Regions from separate parts of the Mus musculus genome. Here all the other regions are linked to region 1. A link is a loop called in an ENCODE intact Hi-C map of the cell type or tissue named here. Cell type or tissue: gastrocnemius. All regions are shown on one strand. Each heading gives the region's core, and the rest is flanking DNA. Links, peaks and the distances in the headings are about the cores only. Region 1 holds the start of Kcnj2 (potassium inwardly-rectifying channel, subfamily J, member 2). Region 2 has its middle 170 kb from the start of Kcnj2. Region 3 has its middle 67 kb from the start of Gm30158. Region 4 holds the start of Gm30009 (a long non-coding RNA gene). Region 5 has its middle 28 kb from the start of Gm39445.

Evidence for each region. Peaks named below come from ENCODE experiments on the same cell type or tissue, not always from the same donor. Only the 100,000 strongest peaks of a DNase experiment are listed, where the experiment ranks them.
Region 2: it touches region 1 in a loop (3-fold over the local background); 2 of 42 quality-filtered maps call a loop at or near these places.
Region 3: it touches region 1 in a loop (4-fold over the local background); 18 of 42 quality-filtered maps call a loop at or near these places.
Region 4: it touches region 1 in a loop (3.0-fold over the local background); 18 of 42 quality-filtered maps call a loop at or near these places.
Region 5: it touches region 1 in a loop (2.6-fold over the local background); 8 of 42 quality-filtered maps call a loop at or near these places.

The regions. Positions count from the first base shown.
Region 1 is chr11:111,061,570-111,068,034 of GRCm38, reverse strand. Kcnj2 (potassium inwardly-rectifying channel, subfamily J, member 2) reads right to left here and starts at 1,871. Exons shown (of 2, transcript NM_008425.4): 1 at 1,701-1,871. In gastrocnemius, for the core only: CTCF peaks have their summits at 1,893 and 3,210; DNase peaks (open chromatin) are centred at 1,611, 1,943, 2,717 and 3,201; H3K4me3 peaks cover 2,553 bases; H3K27ac peaks cover 2,272 bases.
Region 2 is chr11:111,234,734-111,241,198 of GRCm38, reverse strand. No RefSeq gene overlaps it. Among named protein-coding and RNA genes, the nearest start is that of Kcnj2, 170 kb to the right of the region's middle. In gastrocnemius, for the core only: no CTCF peak of the experiment used is centred there; no DNase peak of the experiment used is centred there; H3K27ac peaks cover 982 bases.
Region 3 is chr11:111,442,584-111,449,048 of GRCm38, reverse strand. No RefSeq gene overlaps it. Among named protein-coding and RNA genes, the nearest start is that of Gm30158, 67 kb to the left of the region's middle. In gastrocnemius, for the core only: a CTCF peak has its summit at 3,069 (motif pointing right); no DNase peak of the experiment used is centred there.
Region 4 is chr11:110,529,620-110,536,084 of GRCm38, reverse strand. It overlaps Gm30009 (a long non-coding RNA gene), which reads left to right and starts at 2,697. Exons shown (of 2, transcript XR_389105.4): 1 at 2,697-2,994; 2 at 3,398-3,613. It overlaps Gm11682 (predicted gene 11682), which reads right to left and starts at 2,381. Exons shown (of 5, transcript NR_166811.1): 1 at 2,145-2,381; 2 at 699-849. In gastrocnemius, for the core only: no CTCF peak of the experiment used is centred there; no DNase peak of the experiment used is centred there.
Region 5 is chr11:110,362,285-110,368,749 of GRCm38, reverse strand. No RefSeq gene overlaps it. Among named protein-coding and RNA genes, the nearest start is that of Gm39445, 28 kb to the right of the region's middle. In gastrocnemius, for the core only: CTCF peaks have their summits at 1,641 and 3,546 (motif pointing left); a DNase peak (open chromatin) is centred at 3,543.

The DNA.
Region 1 (6,465 bases), core at 912-5,911:
CCAGAGTGCTCTGGGCACAAGTTGCTATGTGATTCCTATTGCTGCAGAGCAACCTCTGTGAAGCTCAGTAAACAGAAGGGAGGGGGAAGGACAAGTGCAGGGGGCGGGGGGTGGGGGGGTGAGACACCCATTTATATCTGTGTGAGTGTTGCCTCTAACATTGAGACACAGCAATGTTTGTGGCAAACTCTAGGCATGTGTACATGTCAAGGACAACTTGTGTTTAGCAAACAAGAATTTATATCTTTTTAAACGTTTTGAAATGGTACCACCCTTCAGGTAAAGATGGGTGAGGGACAAGCTTCTAAACTACTCAGAATTCAAAGAAAGACAGCTGGCCAGAGAGTTTCTACAAGGAGTGTCTGAAAGGGGCTGACTGCTTTGTTTGTGTTTGCTTGTTTGTTTGTTTAAGTAATTTCACAAAAATGCAAAACAAGATCCTTTACAGCTGTCAATCATGTAACAAAATAAATACCACAATATGAAGTGAGAGGCACAAAACAAATTGAGATGACCTTGACCCTGACTGTCACTGTTCCCACCATACTTGAAGTAACCTATTTTTCTCCTGAGCGTTGGGAAGTGAGTGTGTGTGTGTGTGTGTGTGTGTGTACTCAACTATGTAATGAAAATAAAAATAAAACCCTTAGATGTGGGTAAGAAGAGAAAGACAAGTGTAATGGTAGCTCACAGTGCACCTACAGAGCTGGTTTCCAAGAGGAAATACGACTGCCTATTAATTATTAATAGGAAAAGACAACAAATGATTAAAGGAGATATATTAATTCTCTTCTGTGCTTAACCAAAACAGGTTTTCAAGCAATGCCTTTATTTACTGCCAGGTATCTTCGGAGTTTGTGAAAATCTCTAGAATGGATAACCTCATCCAAATCTCCACTGACAGACTGAAGCAGACGGACGTGCGACTACCCATTTCCTAACTTGGTTTTTCCCTCAACTGTCATAGGAGTACTAGTTATGATGCAGTCGTTTTCCTCCCTGAATCAAGTTGCTTCGATCATTGCTTCCCTTAAACCACACTGTCTTCAAATGAGGAATTTACACCATTATTACTAAGAATAGCAAAGTACTTAGGGGAGACCGACATCGGATGGGAAAGTTTTGCGGTCTTGAAGCTAAAATCCAACTCTGGCTGCTACTTTTTTCCTTTTTTTCTCAGCAAAGGAACTTTGAGACTTGAGAAGCTCACTCTGGAATTTTGTGCTGTATCTGTAGCAAGGACTCCCCCTCCCCAAACACCAAGGATCTAGATTAAGTGCTAAGTCTCTTGGTCCGATCAAGCCCCAGTCTCCTTCTCTTCCTCCCTCTCACCCGCAATAAGAGGAAGAATCCACGCCAGGCTCGCGCTTGACTCTAAACCCAATATCTCCCTACAGCTGGTGCATTGGAAGTTATGAGCACAAACAGATGCTGCAGAGAAATCTGTTTCTATTGCTCAACTCTTCCAAGCGTGTCTCAGTATTTTTAGCTCTGAGGATGTTCTGGTGCGCACACAAACTATATAGGCAATGAGCCGGGACTCCAAAGCTTGCGGGAGGAAAGCATTAACAGCAGCCTGACAACTGGGCACCTCCGGAGCAGCCGGAGCTGTAGGGTAGAGGACTGTGGAGCAAGTTCATTGCCCTGGACACACACAGACAACCCAGAAGAGAACAGGAAGAAAACACAGAAGCCCTTACCTGTTGCTGGTACAGGATCATGGGGACATGGAGTGGAAGTGGGGATTACAGAAGCATGTAAGATCCAGTGGTTTTTGTGAAAGAGAATGAGCCGAAGCAAGTGAGAATTCCCAAGACACTGCTTGCCGGTGCTGGGAAGGCTGCGCGCTGGCCAGGGCTCCAGTGCGCTCTGCGATAGCCTGGAGGCGGTCCTTGTGATAACCGGCCTTGTTGGCTCCGCCCTCTGCCCACTGTTGGCCAATCGGAGCGCACGTGGCTGCGCTTCCCCCGCCCCGGGAACCGCCATCAGGAGGAGGAGGAGGAGGATCTCTACACCCGCGGACCCTGGCTCTGCCAGCCTCGGAACCTGCTGTGGCTTCCTCTACCTCCTCCAGCTGCCTAGCCTGGTCTGAGAGTCCAGCTCTGGGCTGAGGAGGAGGAAGTCGCGGCCCAGAGGGTACAGCAACAGGTGGGAAGCTCAGCCTCCATGCGGCTGCCTAATTGCAGCCTGGCCTTGGGCAAAGCTTCCTACTGGGTTCTGTGAGACCCACACTTCCCGGTTTCTTTCCACAGTGGAGGCCGGCTGTACGTGTTCCTGTATAAGGGCCCGAGAGGTGTCAGTGCCTGGGAAAGACGTCTACAGCAGGGAGGGAATAAATAACCACTGGGGTGCGTCTCCCTCCAGCCCTTTTCCAGCCTGTAGACTGTGGAAACCCACAGAGCACTCAACTGCAGCTTGCGGATAATCCTTAAATTAAACCTGGAAAGGGTCCCGGGACCCGCACTCAATACCCTGCAAAATTTAGATGTGCTAGCGATTGCTTGTCTGACTGGGCCGTTTCTCCTCGCAAATGATGGTGAATTACTTACAAAAAAAAAAAAAAGAAAAAAAATGCGCCTAGACTTCTCTGGGATGTGTGGGGGAAGGGAGGGAGCCGCTGGTTCCTTTCGCCTTGTCCGCCCTCGCCCTCGATCTTTCTCTCCACCACCGCCCGGCAAGCTCTGCTCATGTAAAACCAGAACAATTAGAGAGTAATGAATTCTCTGGAACAGCAACTCCTACAGACTCTCAGCTCTGCCCTCGCTCCAGCGCCTCCCCGTCCTCCTTCCCAGCAACCAGGCAAGAGTACTGCAGACCTTCAAAAACCAGCCTCGGTTAGCACCTGCATCCTGACAATTTATAAATGAATTCTCCACTGAGTGTGTAAAGCAGGTGCATGTTATCTCTGAGTACATTGGTATCGTAGCGAAGCTTTGCTTTTAAAATGACATGATGCGTTTAGGAGTCTTTTATCTTCCACGGAGTTTTGCAGTCCGGTTTAATGAATATGCTTCAAGCACCCCAAAGCATCTGCCTACCTTTAACTTAAGCCCGTAAAGACTGCCTTGAGTCACCAAACAACCTCTACAAAATATTTCGCGTTCTAGGTGGTAGGAGCAGGGCACACTTTTATGTGTACGAGTGTTGAAAGGAGCCGTTCTGAGCTGCTGAGTGGATACCCACCTCCTAGTCCCACATCCGCACTTGGCCCCTAGGAGGTGCTGGTGAAATGTGCATAGATTTTCATTTTACCTTAAGAAGCCTGCCTCTTTTCCTAGCATGAGCAATACACTTAAGAGGGTGCAGAATGGATCATGAAAGCCCTGGGACTCTTTTGATATCCAAATGGCATTTCATTTGCTGAGGCTGAATCCCCATCAAGCCCCAATACTGAGGGTTGCCATTTAAGCCCTTGTATAATGGGATATTTTTTCCCACAAGGAAAGTCTTCTTTATCATATATTAAGTCATATATTATTTATAAATAGCTTGGGTTAAATCTGCAAAGATGACTATATTAGAACCCAGGTTGTAGCCTGAAGCGAAATGAATCCAGAGACGGAAAACGTTAACTCTTCCTTGACCAAGGCATAGAAAAGGAGTTAACAGCTCATTGATTTTTTTTTCTTCCTTTCTTTCTTCTGTGTTGTGACTCACTGCCTAAGTAGATGGTGAAGAGTTTTCCAAACTATAGGAACACCCCCACCCCTGCCCCCACAGGTTAGGATCTCTGTTAGAAATAGCCCAGCTACCCAGAGAAAGGAAGTATTTTCTAGTTTACAGTTGTTTTACTTAAATAGTTCACTCTTAGTAAAATGAATAAGCACCAGGCCAAGACAGCTTCATAGAGCGGGAAGATCATTAAAGAAATGAACACAATATCCTATGGTTTTGTTTGGTTGTGTAAGTTTTGCTGTAGAGGTAGATAAAGTAATAACTCTAGTCTTTCTGTTTACCACAGACTTTACTCTTAGCCCTCTCCTTGTGACAGGCCACAAGGCAGGTATCTTGAAGGAAAAAGTTCAGGAAAATTAGATTTTTACAGCAGCTTTCCAGTCTGAATAGAAGATTTCCCTTCATTGTTAGTTAAACAAACATGAAGGATTTTAATTTTGACTAAAACATTTTCAGCATTTGATAGATAGACTTGCCTAGCTTCCCTGCATTTAAAAAAAGAAAAAGAACGTAACATTTTAATTAATAAATGGCTTTTCACTTTCTTCCCTATTTGGAAATCTCTACTCTGCCAAAGCATCAGGGTTTGGGTAAAAATATGCACTTACTGGAGCAGTGAGGGAAACAGATTTCTCTAGTCAGTCTACCTTTGTTAGCTGATTTAGGATTTATTTATTACAAACACACACACACAGAGAGAGAGAGAGAGAGAGAGAGAGAGAGAGAGAGACAGACAGAGACAGAGACAGAGACAGAGAGAGACAGAGAGACAGAGACAGAGAGACAGAGATTAGTTTTGAATATTGTGGCAGTTGATTGTTGGGATCCATCTGTGGATTAAATTTTTCCAAGGAAATGACAATTACACTCTTACTGATTCCATCCACGGCAACCATCTATAATATTAGCTCCAATATTAGTCAGACTCTGGATGAGACGAGCTGATTGTGTATGGCCATGTGATACAGAGAGTGACTGTCTCACTAGGAGCATAAGTCTTTCCTTCACTCTTACCTGAAGAGACAGAAAGACATGCAGATAGATGCCCACTGTCCATATGTGTTCAAACTCATACAGCAGTCATGAGAATATCAGCAACAACTTCTAGCATTTTCACATATTCCATATTAAGAACCAATAAATTACTATAATAATAATGATGATAATAATAATTAATAATAATAATAATAATATAAATGATAGACTATTAGTTTGAGTTGCAATAGACAAAGCAACCTAAAGTGGCACTTCAAAAGATTATATAGACTCCTTATTGGAAACCTCCTTTGTCTTTGAAAATTAATCATTATTACTTATCATTATGATCATATTTATTCTTTATATTGATCTTTATTGATAGACTTTTAAGATACCTACTCAGCACCTAGTCAAAGAAACAATACTCCTTTTCCCCTTCAATTTTTTTAGATGTCAAACAACAAACAAACAAACAAACACAGTGTTGGAAATGATCCAACACTGGGGGAAAAGAAGCCCATAAGAAAAAATGTTTGTCACATATTGGTATTGAGGATGCTAAGAAAGATGCATATGAACAATGGTAAACTTGTCACCGGTATTAGTCAGGGTTCTCTAGAGTCACAGAACTTATGGATAGTCTCTATATAGTAAAGGAGTTTATTGATGACTTACAGTCTGCAGTCCAACTCCCAACAATGGCCAGTAGTAGCTGTGAATGGAAGTCCAAGGATCTAGCAGTTGCTCAGTCCCACATGGCAAGCAGGTAAAAGAGGGAGAGAGACTCCCTTCTTCCAATGTCCTTATATAATAAGGACATTGGTCTCCAGGAGAAGGTGTAGCCCAGATTAAAGGTGTGTGCCACCACACCTTAATCCTAGATGATCTTGAACTCCCTGTCTTAATCTTCTGGAATCCATAGCCACTATGCCTCAAGATCTCCATACCAAGATCCAGGTCAGAAACTTCTATCTCCCAGCCTCCAGATTAGGGTCCCAGGTGAGCCTTCCAATTCTGGATTGTAGTTCATTCCAGATATAGTCACGTTGACAACCAGGAATAGCCACTACATCGCCTGATTGTGTTAACACCCCCATCTTCAAGTGCCCATGATGCCCACTCCCTCAATGTTGATGAGATTGCAAATTTAATTATGAATTTTGAGTATTACATCCTCACTAAGTGCCTCTGTCTACTCAAAGGAATTGAAAGAGCGAATTTACTCCATAAGCCTTGTCTGCGCAGCTTCATGGCAGAGATGCTTCTCCATGTCTCACACACCCGGAAACACAACATCTTGTGTCATGGCTTTTTTATAAGACTGAAACCTGGTTGGTTGAAGAATATTTTCTCACAACTGTATAGCTCTTTGACTGTCTCACTGACACTCCAAACCTACCTCTCATACAGTTCATTTTGTTCCACTTATGCTACTGAAAACATTTCCCATATGCTTGTTTACACCCACCCATAGGTGGGCTTCCAAAATGCGTTATTGCCTCATTTTATCTCGATAGTCCAGTCACGTGGCACATAGCCAAGTACGTGAATTGCGAGTCTCCTCAAAAGTCAGTTCTCTGATGAAACGAGTCAGAAAAATAGAAACTCTTTTTGTTTTTAAACAAACAAACAAATGGCTTGTATGGTGGCACAGGGTTATAGTTTCAACTGGAGATGTCCTCCACAGCTCATACACAGAAGGTGTTGTCCTTAGGTAGTGGTAGGGAAATCTTTAGAAGGTGGGACTTCATTGTCATGGATCAGGTCGTCTTTACCTAGCTGGCCTCCCATCTCTTTGCCTCTGTTTCTTTC
Region 2 (6,465 bases), core at 862-5,861, 170 kb before region 1:
TAGGAAATGCCACCAGGATCTCATTATGATCTGAAGGTGACCTAATAAAGGACTGTGTTCTCTGCCTGACTTGTTACATAGCTGCAACCTCTCTTGTATGACTAAAGACTGTGAAGCTCTGAAAGGGCCAAGCAATCAGCAATATATAGTGTCTTCCCTGGGCTGTGTTCTGACCTCTTAAGTGTGATGTAATAATAATAATAATAATAATAATAATAATAATAATAATAATAATAATAATAAATATATAAAAACTTCATCATCACTATGTTAAAATAATTATTGATCCCTGAATCTGGATATATTTACCATCCATGAAACAATACCTACCTGGCATGTATAAAAATATTAAGCTTTTTCTCCAGACAGAAAAGTATCTGGAACTGGCCAGTTGTTTGAAGTTTACACAAAAGTCATGAGAAGAGAGAGAGAGAGAGAGCTAAGCATTCGATTGTCTTTCTCCCTTCCCCTTCACTTCTTTGTAAATCTTTTCCCAGTTAATGAACTTCCTAGAAAAGGAGCGAGAGAAACATGGTTTGTTGCTCCAGAACTCCACTTGGCACACTCTCCTCAAAAAGCAGGTCATATGTCTCAAATGGTTTTCTGCTACCATGGCAGCTGACCTCGTATTCTTGCTGTGATATGAACCAGCACACACCTAGAGCTGTTAGATTTGCATTTTAATCTTTGCTTCTTTGTTCTCACATCTAATTGATGGACTCATAAAAATTTTAAATGACAGTCGTTTATTGCATGGGCAGAGCAATGACTCGGGAGAGACACATGAATCAGAGGAACAGCCAGGCGAGAGTTTGTCTTCAATTTTATAAGTATTTTTTAAAAGGAGTTCAAAAGATTTCTGCACACCTTATCTCATGCCAGAGTCTGAGATATTTCATCAATTAGTTCACAGACTTAATTTTAGCCTGATAAAGTATGTGATCATTTAATTTTAAAATATTTTTTACAGACCTATCAGAAAACTAATATTCACCCATCTTCATCTAGTAAGGAAAATACATCTGGATAAGAATATGCATGGTTGCCCTCGCCATGGCTATTTGGGCATCATGTAGGAAAAAAAAAAGTCTTAGAATGTTGGCTTAGTGGATAAAGTAGTTACCACCACCCAAGGATAAAAGACAGAGTTCAGAGTCCACGTAAAATCTGATCAGTCATGGCAAATGGTCTGTAATCTCAGTACATAGTAGGCAGTGACATGAGATCCCTGGAGCCAGCTGCCAAGATGAACTCTCTGGAATTAGTGAACTTTGTATTCAGTGATAGATCCAGCCTTGATAAATAACGACTGTTCAACAAAGACATCCAATATCAACCTTACACATAGTCATGATAGTGCAGGGACACACTGCACACAGAAAACACACCTGGAAGCACAGATGAACAAGCCTGTGCACTTACACACACACATGAGAAACATAAGAAAGAAGAGAATTTTTCCATTCTCAACTTACAGAGTTAGAAGCATGCTATTCCCTAAATCCTGTACCAAAGTAGACTGGGCTATACTCTAATGTCCATGAGATGGACCAAATGAAAACTGAAGGTATTAAACTAGAATGATAAACACCATATCATCCAAATTTTAGGGTACAAGTCAAGTGGGCGGCCATTATTACAAACAACTCACTTGCTTTTAAACTCACTTGACACATTTAAATGGACACGACTGACATTCTTATTGAAATCAGTATCCAAACAGACTCAGGAACTTCATATGACATGGCCTGGAGCTGTCCCTAGATTTTTGACTACCTACAGTCACTATCCACCTACATAAAGAAACTTAATTTTATGCCAGAGTCTTTGTTAGTGTATCTTTGGCAATTACACAGAGATATTTTCAAAAGCATTATGATCATTGAGGGCACAGCCTAATACTGGCTGTGCTGCCTTGTAAGGGCATTTGAAACTGGCCTGAGAGAAGCAAGCAGAAGTGACTTGATCAGCCTTGAATTTCATGATGACATTCGTAGCTGAAAGCAGCTTCACTGCCCTTTTCATGCTGGGAAGCAATTTGAAATAAATATTCTCTGAGAACTTGAACACATGTATATTGTTCCATCACACTTCCAGATATTTTTCAGAGACTTGACTATATCAATTCTTATTTATTTTGTATGATTGTTGATTATGCTACTATTTTTGTGCCTGTCCAGTTCATGTGAAATATTTCTCTTTGAAATGCCTTACTTTTAAAACAACAAAAGGTAAGAAAAAGTGTCACTGTTCCTATACATAGATTATATCTATTCATAGCTATATCTATATTATCTATCTACTATATATATATATATGGAAGGGAAAGAGGAAACTATAATTGTATTATAGTCTCAAGAAATAATAAAATATTTCTCAATGGATTAAAGTAATTTATTTCAAAGCACAGGGTATAACATATTTAGCTACTAAGAAAAATTGTTTTTCCATAAAAGCTAGCTAAAATCACATTGCACATAAATTATACTTGAAACATGCTTATACCTAGTCCCCAATAGATATGGAAACAGAATGACACTAAGAGTGACTGGGGTGGCTTTTCCTGGTTGTTAACTTGACTACAAATGGGATTAATTTAAACCCAAGCAACTGATTACAACTTTGAGAAATTTTTCTTAATTGGATCATTTGTAGTAGGAAGTCCCACCCTAAATCTGGTTTTCACTCTCTGGGGGCAGCCAATATGCAGTAATAAGAGAAAAGCCTTTAGCTGTTCGCCTGCTTATCTTCCCTCTTCTTGACAAGCTTATTCCTCCACTAAAGGCTACTTCCTCATGATTCCAATGTGTACTGAGGACCAGCTGATACATCCAGCCTCGTGGACTGAACAACTACTACATTCTTGGGCTTTCCATTGGGAGACATCCATTGTTGGACTCTCTGGACCACAATCTGTAAGTCACAGTAATAAATCTCCTTTACATATTCATTCTATCAATTCTGTTCCATTAGGGAATCGTGACTAATGTAGTAAATCTCAATATTACTCTTTTAGCAACAGATGAACTCCTTTTATTCAGAAGCACACAGAGATGTAACCTATTCAGCCCATTTCATACACACATGTTGTTGATAGTCTTGTGTAGCTCCAAGCTCTATTAGATGACCACACACCCATTGCCATGTTGTAAGAGGATCATGGTGAACGGTATGGCTAAGTCTGAGCTGGAATGAGTAGGATCATCATCGTAGTCAGTTTTATAGGAATATGAAATTCTCAACGGATAGATAAAAATACTTTTTGTTTGTTTGTTTGTTTGTTTTTCAAGACAGGGTTTCTCTGTGTATCCCTGGCTGTCCTGGAACTCACTCTGTAGACCAGGCTGGCCTTGAACTCAGAAATCCGCCTGCCTCTGCCTCCCAAGTGCTGGGATTAAAGGCGTGCGCCACCACTGCCCAGTATAAAAATACATTTTAAAAACACCATTAAAAACAGTTCTCTTCTGTTACACATGTTCTAGAAACATGAAATAGAGAATACCTGTTTGCTATTTTGAAAATAACATCCCAAGTTTCCAAATGAAGGTGCAAGAGCTGCTCTGAGGTTTATTACCTGCATTCCTCAATAAAACGGTCTTCATAAGTACAAGATCTGGTCAAAGAGATTTCCTATTTCCAGTGCCTCCTGATGCACAATTGCATTAGAAAAACATTTCCTAATTCTTAGACAATCAAAGTAAGATTGTATAATGTCACCCTGACTCTACCTATCTTGTTCTCTGGGTTCCCATAGCCCATTTAAAGAGATAATTGTAATGCTCAACCATGCCACACCTTGTTATGAAGCCTTCTTTAACACTAACTAGGTATGAACAGGATGTTAGAAGACACTCGCATGCCTTTAACCACACTTCTACTTGACCCATGCCACAGATGTCACCCTCTGAGTTCCATATCCATAAAGTACATATTCCTACATAACATAGATATTTCCTGTATTCCCCATTCTTTGGTATACATGGAATGAATACAAAAGGTGATTCAAGAAAGAATTTGCTATTCACTTAAAGGATGTTTTGATGTTTCGAAGCCATTTAGCGTCACACACACACACACACACACACACACACACACACACACACACACACAAGTGTAAAACCCCTTAGTTATTTTTAAGAATTGTATACTAGGATGTGTAGAAGAGATTCTCCTGGGTTTTATATTGATATCACTATCTCCTAGGTTGAAAGAAAATACAGCAGTTGGCAATGGTGAAAAGGCCATGAGTTTAGTGCCAAGGTCAGTGGCAAGTCTGATTTAGTCATCTGGCACAATGTTACTACTGCTGCTCCTTACAGATCAAACTACCCATTAGCTGGAAATGTCTATTCTCTTCCAGGAACCATCTGTACCCAGAAATATCTTCTTCTCTAGTTTTCTGTGGTTTCTTTTAGTGTTACAGATACCAGTGCTGTGCTATAATTTACTTTTATTAGGGTCAAAGACATACACTGCGCATCTTCAAATATTTTATATTACACATTTCATTTCATTAACATTTTAGATTTTAAACTTTGGTGCTCAAAAGATGTCTCAGAAGTTTAGAACACTTGTTGTTCTTGAAGGAGATGTGGGTTTGATTTCCAGCTCCCACATGGTAGTTCACAACCATCTGTAACTCAAGTCCCAGGGAATATGACTTCCTCTTCTTCTTCTTAAGGCACCAAACATGCACATGCAGTAATCCGTACACAATGACAAAATGCTCATATATTAAATAGACAAGTAATGAACTTTGGGATAAAAGTGAAAACTTCTTAGACACCGAGTTTGAATAGGAGCTTCACAAAGTATTCTTGATATATATTTTTTAATTTATACAAGGATTAAATACTAGTCAAAATTTTATAAAGTATAAAAGGATCAAAACCAACTTATAATGGGTAAGATTAAAACATAATCCCCAAAGATATATTTGATCCAAGGAATCTTTGAGTGCACCACACAGCATAGGAAAGGGGACTCTGCAGGTGCAATCAAATAGAGGATTTTGAAAGTTGAAATTACCTTGGACTAGAATGAACCCAACATCACTCCAAGAGTCCACATAAGAAAGGCAAAAACAGAGACTATAAATGGGATAAGAGAGGTTGGCTGAGAATCACTGAAGGTAAAGGAGTCCACATAAGGAAGACTAAAAACAGACACTGTAAATGGGCTAAGAGAGTTTGGCTGAGAATCATTGAAGGTAAAGAAAAGGTGGCAAGTTGAGGAATGTAGCTAGATCCATAAGCTGGACTAAGGAGGGACATAGACAACAGATCCTCCCCCTTTCTGACAGTTTAGAAAAAATAGCCTTTGTATATACTCCAATTATAGTTCAAAATTCCATTCCTTTCACCAAACTTCTAAACAGTAAGATAGGTTGAATTGATTTAAGCCTTGGATTTTATGGTGTTTTATGACATAAATAATAGAGCTGAATACTTATTGTATTGAGTTTTCTTTTTTTTTCTGCTTTCTTTGTGTTATGATTATTTTCATATCATTGTTTTTTTGTAGTTTAGCTAACCAAGAGATAAGAAAGCACATAAAGAAAATTCGTGGGGTAATACTTGTTGATGTCTTTCACTTTCGGTTTTTATTTTATGAAATAAAACACATCTGTTAGAAATATCTTTAAAAAATTATAGGGATCATAACACAAGATTCATAACCAGTGATTACATGAAACAAAGACTTCTCCAAGTAAGTCATCTCCACTATTAACTTCTAGAATATTGGACACTTGTATAAGAACATGCACAGGCTGTTGGCTACTAATTCTCCTGCTGAGCGCCTTTGAAAATACTGTGAGGCAAGAGGGAGTAGGCTACACATAGTTTCCTTTGAGATGAATGGGCCCCTAAATTTTAATTCCTTGGGAGAAGTGGCTTAGTGGGAAAATCTTGTTCAATTGTGCTAGATAGAGTCCACTTAAGCAGACTTTAAAAATCTGAAATATAATCATCTTTACCACAAAGGGCATTCAATATGTCAAGACACTTCATTACTGAAGGACTAGAAGGTTTGAAGAGCAGCAGGCATGCAGATGTTAAATGCTTATACCCAAGCACTGCAAATGTCCTCATGTCAGCAATCTCTTCCAAGAACACTTATTTGTTTGCTTGGCCTATGCTGCATTGGGAAAATAAATAAAAGTCATGGATGCCTCTTTGAGAGAGTTCTGTTTTTTTTAATTACGTATTTTCCTCAATTACATTTCCAATATTATCCCAAAAGTCCCCCACACCCCCCCCCCACTCCCCTACCCACCCATTCCCATTTTTTGGCCCTGGCGTTCCCCTGTACTGGGGCATATAAAGTTTGCCTGTCCAATGGGCATCTCTTTCCAGTGATGGCCGACTAGGCCATCTTTTGATACATATGCAGCTAGAGTCAAGAGCTCCGGGGTACTGGTTAGTTCATAATGTTGTTCCACCTATAAGGTTGCAGATCCCTTTA
Region 3 (6,465 bases), core at 555-5,554, 380 kb before region 1:
GGACAGATGGATACTCAGCAAAACAACAAAGGAATTAACATGATTTGCCTCTTCATACAACATGTCATTGAGAATAACATAGAAAGGACTTATTAATAATTTTATGTACTTGTACATAAAATGAGATGGGGAAAGGAGAAGATAATTTTTGATTACTTAGGAAAATGAAATCAGACTTGGCAAGGGTCTGAAACTTTTCAATCAAAATTTGATGCTTAAAGTGCTAACAATTATATACAAGCCTGGTGAGTCTTTTGTATTATTTCTTTGAGAAATTTATTCCCTGTACTACAAGCAAAGAGTTCAATTAGAAATTATTTATTCTAACTTGAGTATCTGTCAGGGCCTATGTTGAGTTAAATGTGAAAAAGAATACCAAATATATCTATCTTCAACTAAACCCAGTGTATCTCTAAGTGTTTCTCCTTCCCTCCTCTTTCTTGTCATTTCTCTAACCTCTCCCAAGTTTGCACCTTTCATCCATTTTTTGCCCCCTTTCCTTCATTTATTCTTCCTTTGTGATACAGAAATATGAGTGCCCAGGAAAATACATATTGGAATATGAGGAATTGAAGATACTTCATGGTGATTGTTTTCGTTTGATTCTTTCTTTGTTGATTTTATTTTTGAGAATTTCATGTATGGGTACCATATGGCTACTCAGTAATGTGTAAGAGTCTCCCCAGGGATAGCACAGACCATGAACACCCAACATGGACCTTGGGCATCACCGCAGCCTGTAGCATGGATCATGGATACCAGCATGGTCTCCAGGAGTAGCACAGACCATGGAGGGCTTTTGCATAGGCCCAGTCCAGGAAATGAACCATCTTCCATCTTGGACATCACTCTATTGCTCAAAGCCAGGGCAATTGTGCAGCTGCACTGGCAGCACATTCAGGGGCAAACCATGCTCCAGTGTATATATGGACAACACAAATTAGTCAATGTGTTCATTTCTCCTCCTCCTCTTCCTCCTCTTCCTCCTCCTCCTCCTCCTCCTCCTCCTCCTCTTCCTTCTTCACTTTCAGGGAGGGTACAAAGGTAAGATAGTGGAGCTGAGAGGACTGGGAAGTGAATGTTATTGGTGTGCATTATGTAAAATTTCCAAATAGTTGATAAAAAAGTAAATAAAATACCACATGCGCATGCACACAACACACACACACACACACACACACACACACACACACACACACACACACACACACGAGTTTCCAACGTGACACTGGTTTTGAGATACTGAAGGGGTTATGGAGAGAAGCTGAGGCTTGGCGTCATGAGAGTCCATTGGTGAAGGAGAAGCCTCCGATGCAGTGGAAACCCTAGGATTGAAGGGGTCATGGAGAGAAGTTGAAGCTTGGCAAAATGTGCCAATTTTGGTGTTCCTAAAGAGTAGCCAGAAGATTATTGGTATAGGTAAAATTTGTGAATACTCCAGCATATTGAAAATGCCAAGTCTATGGAATGACTGTGAAGGATAGCAGCAGCTATGATGTAGAGATAGCCCAGGCCTATCCAATGAGCTATGTGTGCCATGAATTGCCGGGCTTGAGAGGGGTGCTGCCAAAGCCTGTTGGAGCCCAGAAGATTCAGAGTGAATAGTAAATGTCGGATGTTGAGCTTCAGGGTTTGGTCCACACTGTTGAAGCTTGGTTTCATATGTGGCCTGTTTTTTTTTTTTTCCTTTTTGAAATACAAAATATATAATCTAAGTTTTATTTTATGGGTTAAATAAAATAAATAGTTAGGTGACTTTGGGGCCTTCCAGAAACTGGATGTATTAAATATATTTAAGTATTTATATATTTTTATAAATATATTTAAATATATATGTATATTACATAGTCTGAATGAACTTTTAAAGAGTGTGAGACTTTTAAAACTACTGTTTTATATTGTGCTGTTGATATTAATATGTGATCATGGTGATAAACTACAAAAAAAGCAAGTTTATAGTTTAATAGCAATATACCAGTCTGCCAAGTTAACGAGAAGTCAAACGTCTTAATCAGATATTTGTTAACATGATATATGATGGAGCTAACTAAGTATAGGAACTTCAATTGCAACAATACCTCCATCAGATTGGCTGTAGGCGAATCTGTAGGGTATTTTCTTAATCAGTAATTGGTATGGGAGGACCCAGCTCACTGTGGGTGATGTCACTTCTGGGCAGGTAGTCCTGGGTGGTATAAGAAAAGCAGATGAATCCATGGGGAGCATGTCAGTAAAAAGCACGCCTCCATGCTCTCTGCCTCAGTTCCTACCTCTAGGTTCTTGCCTTGACTTCTTCCCAATGCTTTCCTCTGTGATGGGCTGTAAACTGTAAGATCAAGTTAATCCCCAGGCCCCACAGTTGCTTTCACTCAACGTCTAATCACAGCAATAGAAAGAAAGCTAAGATAGTACCATAGGAAACATGTGTTGTTTTCATGCACAGTTGAATCAGAGGTTAACCGTGTGCAACCTAAAACCTAGCTAAGACCTTCAATGAAGTGTCTCTTTGTTCCTGCATTCTTCTTTGCAGGTGGGTGTCATTCACCAACTGGCACTTGACATAATTTAATGATAGCTTCGCATGATAATGGCTAGTCTCCTTTTCTGTCTCCCAGACACAACAAAATGCAAAGCAGACAAGTCGGTTAGGGCCTGGCCAGGTATCATTCAGTGCACTACTGTATAACCACCCCTTTGCAGTCTTTGCATGGTTCAGACATTCTCTCCAAAATTCCCCTTCAAGTCACAGCAAGCTTTTCAAGCAAAATACTGAGAGAGAATGTAACACTGCGCAGTCCTCTTCAGTCAAGCCAGAATGTCTGGGATCTCTGAATATTATGTTTACAAAAGCAGCGTGGGCAACTTCCTGGCCCTGGTGGAGAAAACTTGCAGACAGTTGACTTCCCAGAAGTCTGCAAACGGACAAAATGCTTTTATTTCTTATTCAAAGGCTGTAGCTTTTAATTAAAGGTTACACCAACTGGGACCCCAGTATTTGAGTATTTGTTATGCTGTGATTTCTCCATCCAGTGCGTTGCTTAACTTTTTAATGTAATAACCACCAGAGGGCGAAAGAGATCACATTTCAAAGGACTTAAAGGCCTGTTTCAGCCAGTAACCCAATCAATGATGGTAAATAGTCCCACTGGATGGAAAACCCAAGGCTGAGCACACAGCCTGTCTGCATCAGCTTCCATGCTAAACACAGCATGTTAAACGTGTTTAAGGCAGATTTATGTATAAAATCTAAGCAATCAATTTCAGCAAACTAATTCCCAAAGTACAAAATATTCAATAAGGTCTCCCCTGGCCATACTGCTTTAGATGCGACATCTAAGTGGAGAGATGTTACATACCTACATACGCAAGCATATTCTTTTGCTTTGCATGGGCCAGACTTCCACACCTTATCTTTATTAACAACACCTTCTTTCATTCTGAAATCACCTGGATACCCCATCTATATTCACAGATTATCTATGCTTTAGGTACACAGAGAGGACTCTGAAGGAACTATACTCAATATTTTCCTTTAGTTATCTTTCATTGGACAGCCTGATTCATAGCTAGACATACCCTACATAGCCACATCACTAGACATCACAGAGACTTCTCAATATGCTCAGTACCATCCTACCCCACCCACACACCTAATTCTAGTGACCTAACACATTCAACCATGGAAAGGCATTAAGTTGTACCTTGTCCTTGACAAAGAAGAATAAGATATAAGTCTTTGGAGGAGAAGGGTTCAGAGGTAGAAATTATCAAGGAAGTGATTTCACCGCCCTAGGCAAGGCAGGCTTTTCTTCTACCTTTGGCATAAAACTAAAGAGAAAAATTTCTTCCTTCAAAGGGGCATTTTAACAACTGAAGTGTTCCAGGAAGCCAGGATCCCATTGTTAGGGTAAGCTTTCCAATGACACGTCTGTTTAGGTAATGTCCAGGCTGCATTTTCATCCTCTGGAGATATCAGAATTGGAGTAAGTATTTTTAGCACTTGAGAGAGGAAGGAGAACGTGTTTGGGTCTGAGTTTGGTTTCACCATTTAGTTCGGAGTTGCATAACCAAGGAAAATTGCTCAACATCTTTAATCCTCCGGTTTCTGGGGGCTAGAGAAGTGGCTCAGTGCTTTTAAAACATTTGCTGATCTTGCAAGGGACCTGAGTTCAGTTCCTAGCACCTTCATTGAAAGGCTTACAAATGCCTTAAAAGTTCTCCTGAACATCTTCCTTCCAAGTCTATCACATACACTATCACTTTGGTTTCTAAGGGAAACATCAACTCTTCAGTTGTTAAAATTTCTCATCCAGTGTGAATAAACAACAAAAACCAACAGCGAGTAGGTAAATAGATAGCTGCCTTTGTCCAAGAACACATAGACAGACACAGACATACGAGCAAACACACAGACAGACAGACAGACATGCGCACAGACACACAGACACACTTTACAGTATACAGTGGCTATATTCGAGTGACTTGATTTTTGTCTGGTTTCCATTTAACTCCTGAGGGGGGAAAATGTCAACTCCACAGATGTCTTCAGACAGAAGATTTTAGAGCCCAGAGGACTGTGAAGTTTCACCTTATCATATATAGCACCTGGACCTACAGAGATTTTGCAAGAGACATTACTGTAATCCAGAAAGATCAAAGGCAAATGAGTCATTTGGACAGTCCAGTTTCAGATGGAGACTTCAGAATAACATTCAAAGATAAGCCATACAAATTTAAACCCCTGGGGATTGTTTATTTATTTGTGTGTTATTGTTATTTATTTGTGTGTGGGGAGGGGCACACATGTACATGGTGGCACGCATTCATGTAAAAGCTAGAGGTCAAGGTCAGATGTCTCTGTCACTCTTCACATTATGTTATGAGGCAAGACCTCTTGCTGAACTTGACCAGCTTGGCTGTCCAGTGAGCCCCTGAGGTTGTCCTGGCTCTGCCTGCCCATCAGTGAGGTTACATACAACACTTGTTGTTTCTCCTGGCTTTTCACATGGAGCTGGATATTCAAACTCAGCTCCCCATTCTTACACGCCAAGTACTACCCTGACACAGTGCCTCACACCAGTCATTTTTTCAAAAAGGAAAATAAAAGTTAATTTTCATTGTTTCTTCTTCTTTAACATGCATCCTTTACATCCTTGTCTGTAGGTGGATGGTAACCATCCACAAGATTTAGGCTCTTTTAAATCCCAGAATGTTTGCTTATGCTCCATGCTTAGATTGTACATTGGATGACAAAACTGTTTCCTTCTGTTGGATATGTTTCAAGAACTGGACAGAGCAATTTTGCTTACTTTCAGTTAGCTAGGACTAATTACAGCCCTGTATCCAACTAGGAGGAAACTATTCTTTGTCTTTAAGAAAGAGGAGGTGCTAGTGGTGGAAGCCCATGTTCCCTAGAATTGTGAGATCTGATATTTGGTCTATGAATGAGCTAATTTCTCTTCAGTGTTACACAATGTTGAGTAGGAAAGTTAAACTTAGTGTTTGTATCATTGCCCTTTAATGTTTGAGTTAGCATGTGCTGCTAACTTCAGATAGAGGATATTTACCAGGTGGTAATGATCCTTGAAATATAATTCCTTTTGCTTAAAATACCGAAAGTAAATAACACAGAAAGCACAGTGAAAAGGGATAAACTACAAATACACACACACACACACACACACACACACACACACACACGACACTACTTAAGGGGCACAATGACCAGGACGTGTGCCCTATTTGTGATAATGTGACAGAGGAGAGGTAAGAGAGGAGGGTGGTCAAGATTAACATATGGAGGAAGCCAATTAACATAAAGCCGCTCCCCATAAGAGTTATATTTAAGGAAGCTAGACATAAGTATAGGAGGAGGTGGGTGCTATTAAAATGACTAATAAAAACTCTCACTCTCATGGCCAAATGCCTTTTGAGGTCCTAAACTTACCTAGCTCTCTCTAGCCTGTTTCCATTCTCTCTCTCTTTCTCTCTCTCTTTCTCTCTCTCTCTCTGTCTCTCTCTCTCTCTCACCTCTCTCATTGTCTCCGATCTGATTTCTTTGCCCAGAACACATTCTGCCAAACTGTAGACTTTATTTGGATGCAGAGAAAATGATTTGGTTACTAAGAAGGGGCAGGAAGTTCAAATGGAGAAAATGACAGGACCAGAAGCACAGATGTGAAGCAATGGACACAGAGCTCTGCTCCTGCATTGGACCAGGTAGCAGTGAATGTCCTGTGCAGGGACAGAGACTTCCATTCTCCAACAAGTACCTGTTGCATACATCTTCATAAATCATGCAAGGATTTGTGCTCACTCAGGCATTCAGGTCCCTCTGGTGAAGAAGATGAATTTATTAATCACCTAAGTGCACAAGAAGACCTCTAATATTTTAACCAGCAATATCCTGTGCCTGCTTTTATGGAAATGTCCTCCTTTGCAGTGATCTCCCAAAAACCTTTCAAG
Region 4 (6,465 bases), core at 834-5,833, 530 kb after region 1:
CCCAAAAGGTTCGCTAAGAAAACAGCCATTCATACAAACTACACAATTTTCACTTAACTTTGTGAGGCCATAGCCCCTTTGAAGCCAGAGATGAGTCAAAAGACAGTGGTAGCCCCCCTGGTCTGAATGATCCGCGTAGCTGTGTACTCAACACCAGCCAGAACCCTGAGGGAATGGGCATAGGGGCACCAACGCCGTTGACGCATATAGCTCAGTGATTGCCACGTAACAGAGCATGCGCAAAGCTGCTGTAAAAGGGCATGCACAAAGCTGAGGACCTGCAAGAGGGCCTGCGGAAAGCTGAGGACCAGCAAAGTGATTCTTTGGATAATGAATTTGAATATTCATTGTTGTTTGACGTGAAGACAGTCCTCCTTATTCATAGGTCGGGGAAAATGGTGCATACAACTATTCCACTGTATTTATAATTGCTGGCAACGCTGCCTACGGATGCGCTACGCTCGCAGTAAGAGATTTCAATATAAGGACAGCTTACGAATGACAATTTTACAATCTGACGTGGAAGGAGCTGTGTGAAAAACAAGATCTAGAGGCAGCTATCCATCTCCTATGAATTCAGTCATTTCTTTCATCAAAACATGATCCGCTGAGTGGCTGGGGGTGTGGGGGGACGCTTTGCCAAAGGGGCTGAATTGCTAGCAAAGGGAGAGATTATCAACCATCTATGTGCAACAGACCTGGACCTTGGAAATATAACGAGAAGAGCCGAAGCACAGGAAATCAGGCAGTTGTTTCTGGAGCCTCGAGAAAAGGTCACATAAACCGCCATTTCGCCGTGGAATTTTTGCTGACATAGGAAAGTTAATGCAGAGCCCGTTATGTTTGCCCCTGTGAAGAAAGTGGAAATTCATGTTACAGTATTATATATCATAAAATATTTCCATCTGCTTCTGAACTTTCCATAGGAGAATGCCCAACCTCCTTTTATGGATTGCTATAGAGTAAATGGAGAGTGTGTGTGGAGCTTTGCCCATCCACAGTTTCCCACCGCTCCCTGCCTTCCAACTCCTCCCTCCCCCCCCCATACACACACACACACACACTCCTATGAACATTTGGCATCGTTTAACTCTGAATGAGCCGGCTACACACATGCAAAAGATATTAACTTTACATTTCCACTAACTTCCTCTGACCATGAGAGATGTTTGTTAACTAACTGCCAGACCATCTGAGACTGCAAAACTGTCTCCCCTAATTCCCCAGGACAAGACTGTGTCCTTAGCAGACTGAGCCCCACCTCCAACCACCACTGCCTCACTCTCCAGACTTCCAGTCAGATGCTGGACAATTTAGATACATTATGACAGTCACTGAAACATGTTAAAAGAACTGAACCGGTGCAGATGTTCCCACACACATTTATATGTGGGGGAAACTCCAGTGAATGCCGGTAACTATGGTGGGATAGATCAAACCCTATATATAATGTTTCTTCCTGCACCCATATACCGATAGTAGGCTTATGTTATAAATTAAATTTACAAAGAATTAACTAGTTATCATTAACTAACACTAAAAGCATTACATTACAGCAATATACTGTAATAAAAATTAAATGAATGTGGTCACATTCTCTTAAAATATAATACAATTCTACAGTAACTCTTTTCTTGTGCTGAGGTCTATCCGAGGAGGTAGAGTCAGGTGGACGGCTTATAATGCCCACGTGACATCAGGCTACTTCGAAAGGTGCAGGCACTGAGCTGAGCTGATAACTCAGGCAACTATTAAATGACTCCAAGTGAATACACACCACAGACGCACACTGAATAAACTTCCAACTTGTGGATCCAATGGGATGGAAAACTGGAGATTTATAATGCTACTTTGAAGAATAGCTTGGGGGAGAGGGGGCTTAAGTTTATTTCTTTTCTCTTCTGCAAGCTTCTGTGTAATGTTTTTAGGCCATCATGGATGGTGAGCAACTGGAGCCACCAAAGAGACTACACAGGTAAGGGGGAACTACCATATTTTATTCTGCTATAAGATATGCTTGCATTTCTGAATGATGGTGGGTCGGTATTTGACATAGTCCTTAAAGAATAAAGCCCTCTCCTGTAGTCACTGGGCCTGATTCTTTCATCTGCTACTGGAATGGTGGGGAGTTCCCTTGTACCAACCTTAAGTCCCAAAGGACAAAGCTACCATTGCCCCCATCGCATTTCTTCACAGGTTCCTGAAGGTGACAAACATATGACCAGGGATCTTTTCTTCCCAAGCTTCTTGGTCTTCACTTTCCATGTGGTCATTGTCTGATTCTGTCTGCCCAGCTCAGCAACAAAACCAATCCCTTTCTCTCTGTGTCTCTACACGTGTAGAGCGATCTCGCGTGCGTGCGCGAGTGCGCACAAGCTTCCTCCCTCCCTCCCTCCCTCCCTCCCTCCCTCCCTCCCTCCCTCCCTCCCTCCCTCCCGCATGTGGATCAGTGCCATGCCTGCATAGCTCATGTCTACATGCCTGCAGTCAAGCTTCCTAACACAATGATCATGGACACACCCTCTGTAAGCAAGCCCCCAGTTAAAAGCTTTCTTTCCTAAATTGCATGGTTATAGTGTTTCTCCACAGTAATAAAACAGTAACTAAGACACCAACATTTTTTTTTACCACAAATAATACCAAGTATGCACAGGTACAGACAGGTCACTGGAACTGCCTGCTCCTCCCCCCTGCTCTCTCATTGGTCCACCGTCCACGATTATCTCTCATTGGTCCACCGTCCACGATTATCTCTCATTCGTCCACCGTCCACGATTATCTCTCATTGGTCCACCGTCCACGTCCTATTCAGACTCCCTTTGCTGAGCTCTGGTCAAGACCAAGCCTCTATTCTTTCTGACCCTAATTGAGTGAAACAAGATGCCACTCCAAAGCCTGCCCAGACCTGAACTCCAGGGGATCTTCCCCGTGCTCCCTAGAATGCACCTGTTCATCACGTGACACTCAGAACCCCGTGCCAGTACAGTTTTAGTGGTGAGTACAGACCAGACCATCCAAGAATCTGCAGGATGATATACACTGCAATCACCCAAAGTACCAGAACTCAGTGATCCACTTAAAACATCAGTTTCTGGAGCTGGAGAGATGGCTCAGCAGTTAAGAGCACTGACTGCTCTTCCAGAGGTCCTGAGTTCAAATCCCAGCAACCACATGATGGCTCACAGCCATCTGTAATGGGATTCAGTGCTCTCTTCTGGTGTGTCTGAAGACAGCTACAGTGTAGTCATATATACATAAAATAAATACATAAATGTTATTTTTAAAAAAGATATTTTCCAGGTCAAGAAGTCAGAGAAGAATACAGGCAGGGTTGCAATGTAAATACAAAAGAGAATAAGCCCCTTCTGTCTGACTCCCCCCACCCCTTTTTTTTTAGCTGCGTAAACCTGGGTCATGGAGCTGTGAGGTCTCTCCACCCAACCCAAGGGTGTCAGCAGAGGTGCATGCCTCGTTACATGTAAGAGGATTATATGAGTCATTCTTAAGTTGTTCTAATGTCTAATGGCATTAATAGCAATATCATTCCTGATATTTCCTTTTGAAGAGAAATGATATTTTCTTAATACATCAAAATGTTATGGAGCAAGAATAACATGAACACTGTATGCGTGGCTTTATATCGGCAGCAATGAGTAACATGAGAACCACCTCTATATGCTAGACAGTATTCAATTCTATGTGCACGTGCACACAAGTGTGGGGGGGGAGAGAGGAGGAGAGGGGGAGGGGGAGGGAGAGGGAGAGGGAGAGGGAGAGGGAGAGGGAGAGGGAGAGGGAGAGGGAGAGGGAGAGGGAGAGGGAGAGGGAGAGGGAGAGGGAGAGGGAGAGGGAGAGATTGTGCAGGTTCTTGTATATGTCTAGGCAGGTGCAAGTGAAGTTTAGAAGTTAACCTTAGGGTCATTTCTAGAGAGCCAGCTATCTTTGCTGTACTTGGTGATGGGGCAACTCTCATTTGTCCATGGCCTGCCAAGTAGGCTAAGACTAACAAGCCAAGAAGCCTCAAGGACCTGCTGCCTTTGACTCCAGTTCTGAGATTACATACATAATAGCACTTCCCACCACATCCAACTTTTGTCCTAGCTCCTAGCTTCCCTCTTATCTTTACTATCCGCATTTCACCTCCCCAGCACAGTTCGGTGTTCTACTTGTTCAAGTTGAAATAAGCCGAGACTCAGAAGGAATAGAAAATGTATCCACGACCCCAGAGACAAATAGGGAGTAGAGTTGAAGGCACCAAACAACCTCTGTTTCATTTGGACAATGTCATGGTTTGTATAGTCTTGGACCAGGGAGTGACACCATTTGGAGGTGTGGCCTTGTTGGAATAGGTGCGACCTGATTGGAGTAGGTATGTCACTGTGGGTGTGGGCTTAAAATCCTCACCCTAGTTGCCTGGAAGTCAGTCTTCCACTAGCAGCCTTTGGATGAAGATGTAGAACTCTCAGCTCTGCCTGCGCCATGCCTGCCTGGTTACTGCCATGCTCCCACCTTGATGATAATGGACTGGACCTCTGAACCTGTAATCCAGCCCTAATTAAATGTTGTTTTTTATAAGACTTGCTTTGGTCATGTGTCTGTTCACAGTGGTAAAACCCTAACTAAGACAGACATATACTCAGAAGAACAACAGGAATATGGCTTTTTAAATCTCAAGTCCTCGTGGCTTAGTTTCTCTAGTATTTGACAAATTAGAAGGATTTTTCGTTTAAAATTATCTTGAGTGCTAGAGAGATGGCTCAGCTGTTAGGGATGCTATTGCTCTTGCAGATGAGCCACAGCTGGATCCCATTACCTACACCGAGTGGATCACAACCACCGATAACTCTAGTTCCCGGTTCCTGAGGGTCAATACCTTCTTCTGTCCTCCTGGGGCACTACAATACACTTAAAGCGTACTGAAAGATCGTCCTGGTTTCTGCAGCCTAGCCTGGTTAAAAGTTATGTCATCTGCTCTTTATTCTCCTTGTGTAGCATACTCCAATCCCAACACACCAAATGAAAATATTTGCACATGCGCAGTAAGTTTGATGTTTTGCAGTGGCCACATCTTCAACTCTTAAAATGGTGTACACAGAAGGGAAATGTTGGCTTTGCCATTCACATAAGTGAGAGAGAGAAAATTTGTGATCTAATACCCAACTGAAAACTAGAAACACTGTGGCTCTAAGATAAGGTTCAATTGTACACTCGTACACAGTCAGCCAACCAAAAGGCAAGCGTTGCTGTGATACAATGGGCTGGATGGTCTGAAATGAAATGCCTTCATCTCTGAAGCTGTTAACTGTACTTTCTTTATGTGCATTTTTATCTAATTATATCTGCTGGAAAAAGCATTCAGGTGACCAAAAGACAATATTTAGATAAACACATCGCGGTATGGAGTATTTATACTTATGGACATATAATCTGATACTCACAAGCCCTCTAAATAGCTAGTATTATTATCCTGATGCCCGATGGTATCATAACCCAATCTAGCAAATCCCTTTTGGTACAGACTCATGCTGAGTTCTGTTGCCCAAGAGAACCCTGACTAATGCTGCATGTGTCTGAGATCACGCTGCTCGTAGCTCCAGGAGACAGAGTTTTGCCCATCCTCCATGGCTCCGAAGCAGGACCTGCTGCTTTGTGGTGTCCATGCCGATGCCCTCTCCGCTTATTTCATCTGCTTTCACTGTTTTGAAATAATTATCCATCTTGTGTTAGCATTACCAAGCTATATCTCAGCTGACATTATCCCATAATGGTGTGCAAAGAATCATGGGTATTTTGTGTTCAAGCACAGATAAGCCAAAAAATAACATTCACAGGCTCATTTTGTCTGTTTTTGCAAATATTTTTATTAATTCTTTGAGAAATTCATACCATTTCTTTCGAGCATACCCCACCCTCATTCCCTCTTCTCTGGATCCTCCCATTTCTTGCCATGCCAACTTTGAGATTACTATTTTTTTTTCTTCTTTCTCCACCAAGTACAGGTTTTGTTACCCAGCTAGTTTGGGGCCTGCTGTAGTGTGTAGTGAGCCAGCCAGGCTCACAACATGGAAGGAAGCATCTTCCAGTAGCTATCAAATGCTGACAGCTCCTTGGTAGTGGGAGAGGGGTGCCTGACCACCTTCTCTGATCTCTGCTGGAGGTTGCCAAGACCTTATGCGTACTGCTGCAAGTGTCTGGAGCTCATGGTGCCAGAAAACACTGTTTCCTTAACATTACCAGCCACCACCTTTATTCTCACAAAAGTTACCTACATCATAGGGGATCCGTGTTCCTTTTCAGTTGCAAACTGATGTCACTATTTGCCCTTGAGTTTGGCTGGACCCAGACCTAATCTATGCTGCTTTCTGGGTTGCTTTAGGGAGCTCTAGAGTCTGGCAAGTCTCTCTTTTATGTTCATCTCTGGCAGATGTCTCACTGGATTCATCAAAGGAGTCCTAAAAGCCACTC
Region 5 (6,465 bases), core at 647-5,646, 700 kb after region 1:
TTATGCAGTTACAATCATTTTAAATTATGAATGTGTTTTCCAACTGTAAGCTTTGTACTGAGCTAATAATTTGATTTAATATATATGCAAGGAGACATTTTCTGGGAAGATACACTCATCAACTGACATTCTCTTTTTAAATTAAGTCAAAATATTCCTCTGCCTTAAAGATACATTATCAAGGAAATTCAATTATAGATGTGAAAGCTGGTTTTGTATAACTAAGGGTGTGCTTGCCATTTAATCCAACAGAGTGCTACAAAACTTCAATTAAAAGTTCAATCATGGGCGAGGCTCAGGGGCACGAGCCTTTAATCCCAGCACTCATGCAATAGAGGCAAGCAGGTCTCCCTGAGATCAAAGCCAGCCTGGCTAACATAGTGAATTCCAAGCCCCATAGGTCTACATAGTGAAACCCTGTCTCAAAAAACAAAACAAAACAAAACAAAACAAAAAAAGTGCCATCATGTTCCCATCTGACTCCTATGTAACAAATTTGTGTTAAGAGGAAAGTTATTTTTTTCTCACTTAAGCTGCTGCTACAGGGCACCCGGCAACATGTAAATATTTTACGATGTTGGGCAGTCCTAGAGACTTACTGCGGTGCTTATTCAGTTTTATATTCTGAATATGACAAAGAAAATAGGCAAAGGACCCTGGGCCAAACAGCTGAAGTAGCTCCATTCAAACTTATACCACTGATGCCCCTTGTTCGATTTGAGAAATGCCCAATGTGATTTGGGGAAGGCAGTTCTTCTTTGATTATGGTCAGTCAACTAGAGTATTGGAGAAAGGTCGCTTAACTCTTCACTTGATCTCAGTCCAAAGGCCCGGGAGCGATGGCTCTCCAAAATGACCCAAAGGCTAGGGCACACCTGATCAACAGGGAAAACGATGTCGCAATCGTCGTTTGGAACAGAGCGTGCCTAGCTTTGGGATAATGTTTGCTTGGCTTGAAATAATCCTTTGTGCTAACAAGGGCACAGACTTTTCCAACATTCGGTGATTGTCTTTCCAGGTAGATCTTGCACTGGGGAGAAAGAAAATGTGGGAGGATCGTATCTTCTGCGCATGCCCATTCTTGAAAAGCTGCTTTTAAACCGTCCTTGAGTTCTTGAGGGCTTTTCTTGACAGACAACACACGCACCTGGTTATCTGAAGAAGTGACAGCTAGCTAGGGCCAAACCATAGCCTGTCATCTGTCATTTAAACGGCACCCAGTAAACCAAGGCAAAGTGGGCATTGGGTTATATTACAGAGTCTTAATCTTTAATATCAAAATTCCATAAGCTGGTTGGCTTACATTCCAAGCATCTACCTCGCTTTTTAAAGGCAGGAACGTGGTTTGGGCTCTGAGATTTTATTTTATTTTGTGAGTGTATGTGTGTGGGTGTCAGCGAAGCCATAAGAAGGCTTCAAGATCTCCTGGAACTAGAGTTACAGATAGTTGTGAATTATACAGTGCAGGTGCTGGAAACCAAGTCCAGATTCACTGCAAGAGCAGAAAATACTTTTATCTATCGAGCCATCTCTCCAGCCCCTATTTAAAGTCTGATTTTTAAAATTATAATGATGGTGATGATGGTGGTGATGATGATGACGTGTGGGTGTGTGCATACATGAATGCAGTACCCAGAGAGGCCAAAAGGGGGCGTGTGATCCTTTGGACTTGGAGCTACATAAAGATGCTTATAAAATTCCAGATGTGGATCTTAGGGGTCAAGCTCTGCTACTCTGCAAGAACAGTATGCCCTACTTGTCTGCTGGGCTATTTTTCCAGCTCCTACATTTTTAATGTTTTTTTCCCCCCTCTGTATCATTAGAATTGTGTCTGCCTTTCTGCTACCTCTTTAGCATCTAGTACAGTGTGGCTAAGTATGCAGTAGGTAGTAAGCAAATATTTTGTTGAATAAATGAATGAATCAAATTAAACTGAAGGAATTCAAGATGCCTCTGGCAAACCTTACATACTCTATCTTAGTTATAACAGTGCGGAAACGGTACAGCCCAGTTTGAAGCCACGATACGCTGGGATATATTGGCTCAGCTACAGAATAGTCACATTTACTAGGTTCTAGATTTAATAACTAAGAAGTATGGAATGTTCTGTGGGGCTACGTTGGCCCCACTCTGAGAGCTGCTATGAAGGTTATATCTTTTAAAGATGCTCACTAGCGGCGGGCCCCTGAGCATTGCCACGTCTCGCACTAAGGGCCCCAGCGGAGCCCATTGTAAGCAAATGTGGCTAAATGATGGGCTTCGTTAAACCACCCAGACCAGGCAGTCATTTCAAGACAAGCTATCTTTGGGTGGGGGGCGGTGAGAGGGTGGGAGAAGAGCAAAATCTTATTTAGTGGGGACAATATCCCTCCCATTCCGTGTGTTCAACACACCCGGAGACTTTTACCCATTCTCCAACTCAGTAGCCGCCCTCGGCCATGTGACTTGTCATAGGACAGCTTAGCTGGCAGAGGGTCCATACCTATGGTCCGTAGGACTTTCTCGACTTGAACTTGGGCATGCAGCACTGACAGGTCCCATCATTCAGATCGGAATGAAGCTGGCTGTTGTAGGTGTCCTAGTTTCTGAGACTGACCACGGATGATCGATAGCATAGTTTATATCATTTGTTTCCCTTACGGGGTGGGGGTGGGAGTGGGGATCCTCCATAGGTCTGGGTTGCTTCTAGATTCAGTCCATGGGATGGATGATGGTAAGGCTTTTATCAGAAAGAAGGGGGCCAGGCTTCTCACTTGGGGGGGTCTTCCTTCTGCTGAAGAAATACTGGGCAGTGTCCTCCTTGCCGACTCCTCCTGGAAGAGCGGAGATGACTCTGTGCACACTCATTGTCATGTGTAGCAGGGGTGTGCCACACGTGGCAGGGCAGGTGTCTTGATGCAGGGCATCTTGACATAATCTCTTATTCTGACTGGAAGGTGGCAAAGCGCTGCTCTAAGGATGTCCCAGGATAGCCCTGGTGTGGCGGCTGAGACCTCTTCCTTTTCTTTTCTTTTCTTTTCTTTTCTTTTCTTTTCTTTTCTTTTCTTTTCTTTTCTTTTCTTTCCTTTCCTTTCCTTTCCTTTCCTTTCCTTTTCTTTTCTTTTCTTTTCTTTTCTTTCCTTTCCTTTCCTTTCCTTTCCTTCTCTTCTCTTCTCTTCTCTTCTCTTCTCTTCTCTTTTTCTTTTTCTTTTTCTTTTTTTCTTTTTTTCTTTTTTTCTTTTTTTGGTTTTTAGAGACAGGGTTTCTCTGTATAGCCCTGGCTGTCCTGGAACTCACTCTGTAGAGCAGGCTGGCCTCAAACTCAGAAATCCGCCTGCCTCTGTCTCTCAAGTGGTGGGATTAAAGGCGTGCGCCACCACTGCCCGGCAAAATATCATTTTTATAAAAATTATTTCAAAATATATGGCTGGAGATATGGCTTAGCAGTTGAAAGCAGTTATATTGTGCTAATGGGTTTGGCTTTTAAAGCTGGGTTTGGTTTTCAATATCCACAAGGAGGTTCACAACTACCTTGAACCCCAGTTTCAGAGGCTCTGGCACCCTCTTCTGGCCTCCATGGGCATTACACACATATATATGTGCTGCACATAAACAGGCAGGTAAAACATAAAGATAAGTAAATAGTTTTTATTGTTGAAACAAATATCTGATGTTGTAAACTGTTTTCCCTTTTCTCTTATTTTGTTTCTTTTTTATAATCTGTTTTCTTATATAGACATGATATGAAATTATAGTCTAGCACACAAAAAGTGACAGAATTGAGTTAGCAGGGAATGTTATATATTTATAGAGGAAATGTGGGCATGTATTTACACAAAACAAATGTTTTCAGATATAGCTATGTGGCTGTCTTGTTATTTGTGGGAATGAAAAAGAAGTCAATCGGTAGATTTCTCTAAAGGTTTTGTATTTGTCATAGGGAATTAATGTATGCACGTATTAGGATAAGCTAGCATTCATTTAATGGAGTATCATATATGTACATATATTTCTATGTCATATGTATAATGCATTAAGCTAAAATGCTGTACTGTAATCTAAAGTGTGTAATATATGTGTGTGTTTTAAAAAGTAGGTTGAGTTAGCCCTTCTGTTATGTTTTAATTTAATTTTCCCTTTAATTTTATATTATGTGTATGAGTGTTTTGCCTGCCTGTATAAGATCTGTGCCTGGTGCCCTCAGAGGCCAAAAGAGAGCATTGGATCTCCTGGGCCAGGAGTTACAGACAGTTGTGAGCCACCAAGTGAGTTCTGGGAATCTTGGTTAAGAGTAACCAGTACTCTTAACTGTGGAGCCATCTTTCTAGCCTGTATTATGTTGGTTTTGTTTGTTTGGCTTGGTTTTTAAGATGTGTTTTTTTTTTTTTTCCGAGACAGGGTTTCTCTGTGTAGCCTGGCTGACCTAGAACTCACTCTGTAGATCAGGCTGGCCTCGAACTCAGAAATCGACCTGCCTCTGCCTCCCAAGTGCTGGGATTGAAGGCGTGCGCCACCACGTCCGGCAAGATGTGTTTTTAATTGTAATTATGTATATACATGGGTGGTGGTGGTAGGGTGAGTGCACACATCAGAAGAGGGCATAAGACCCTCTGAAGTTGGAGTGGTGATCCATCCAACTTAAGCTCGGGAAAGAAAACTCAGGTCTTCTGGCAAACAGTCTGTGCTCTTAACCACTGAGAAATCTCTTCAGCCCTCCCTCTGTCTTAGTCAGGGCTTCTAGTGTTGTGACAAAACACTATGACCAAAAATCAAGTTGGGGAGAAAAATGATTTATTTGGCTTATGCTTCGATATTGCTCTGCATCATTGAAGGAATTAAAACAGGGCAAGAACCTAGAGGCAGGAGCTGATGCAGAGGCCATGGAGAGATCCTGCTTCCTGGCTTGCTCATCACTGCAGCCTACTTTTTTATAGAGCCAAGAACTACCAGCCCAGGGAACCGCACCACAATGGGCTGGGCCCTTCCCCTATCAATCACTAATTAAGAAAAATCCTTCCAGCTGCATCTTATGGCAGTCTTTTTCTCAACTGAGGTTCCCTTCTTTAGATGACTCTAGCTTGTATGGCAAGTTGGCATAAGCCTAGCCAGCACAGCCTCTATTATGGCTTCAGATTATTGGTAATATAATCACTAGTTTGCAGAGTAATACTCTGAAAAGACATCCTGTCATCGGAGGGTAGGCAGTTTCCGGGAAGGCGATAATTTATGTATGGGACATAATGACTTTGAAACCTTAAAACAATTAGGCAGCTTCTGGAGGTTCCCGGGGAAAGATTGTTTGCCTGGCATATGAAAGACTCTAGAGCTAATCTCCAGCTCCACAAAATAAACAAACCAACAAACAAAACACCAGAAAGGAAGTAGGAAGCAAACACGGGGACGTATTGCCTTTGGAAGATGTTTGAGGGTATTAACAGTTACAGATTTGTCAACCCTCTTTATTGAGGGCATGGCTGAGACCATGCAAATAAGCGAAATAATGAAGTTAGCATGAACAGAAATAAATACATTACAAAACTGTATTGCCATCCTAACTACACACAGACATTACTAATTCGTTCCTGAGATCACAGTGCTGATCAATGTTTTTTTAAAATATTTTTTATTACATATTTTCCTCAATTACATTTCCAATGCTATCCCAAAAGTCACCCATACCCTTCCCCCCACTTCCCTACCCACCCATTCCCATTTTTTTGGCCCTGGCGTTCCCCTGTACTGGGGCATATACAGTTTGCGTGTCCAATGGGCCTCTCTTTCCAGTGATGGCCGACTAGGCCATCTTTTGATACATATGCAGCTAGAGTCAAGAGCTCTGGGGTACTGGTTAGTTCATAATGTTGTTCCACCTATAGGGTTGCAGATCCCTTTAGCTCCTTGGGTACTTTCTCTAGCTCCTCCATTGGGAGCCCTGTGATCCATCCAATAGCTGACTGTGAGCATCCACATCTGTGTTTGCTAGGCCCCGGCATAGACTCACAAGAGACAGCTACATCTGGGTCCTTTCGATAAAATCTTGCTAGTGTATGCAATGGTGTCAGCGTTTGGAAGCTGATTATGGGGTGCCCTGGATATGGCAGTCTCTAGATGGTCCATCCTTTCGTCACAGCTCCAAACTTTGTCTCTGTAACTCCTTCCATGGGTGTTTTGTTCCCAATTCTAAGGAGGGGCATAGTGTCCACACTTCAGTCTTCATTTTTCTTGAGTTTCATGTGTTTAGCAAATTGTATCTTATATCTTGGGTATCCTAGGTTTTGGGCTAATATCCACTTATCAGTGAGTACATATTGTGTGAGTTCCTTTGTGAATGTGTTACCTCACTCAGGATGATGCCCTCCAAACTACCAAAGAGGCCATCTCCACAGCATGTTCTCATGAAAGTTCACTACTACAGCACATGAAGTGTTTTGGTAAGGACTGAGAAACCAAATCAGCAGGTGGGTAAAAAAAAAAAAATGCTTGCCT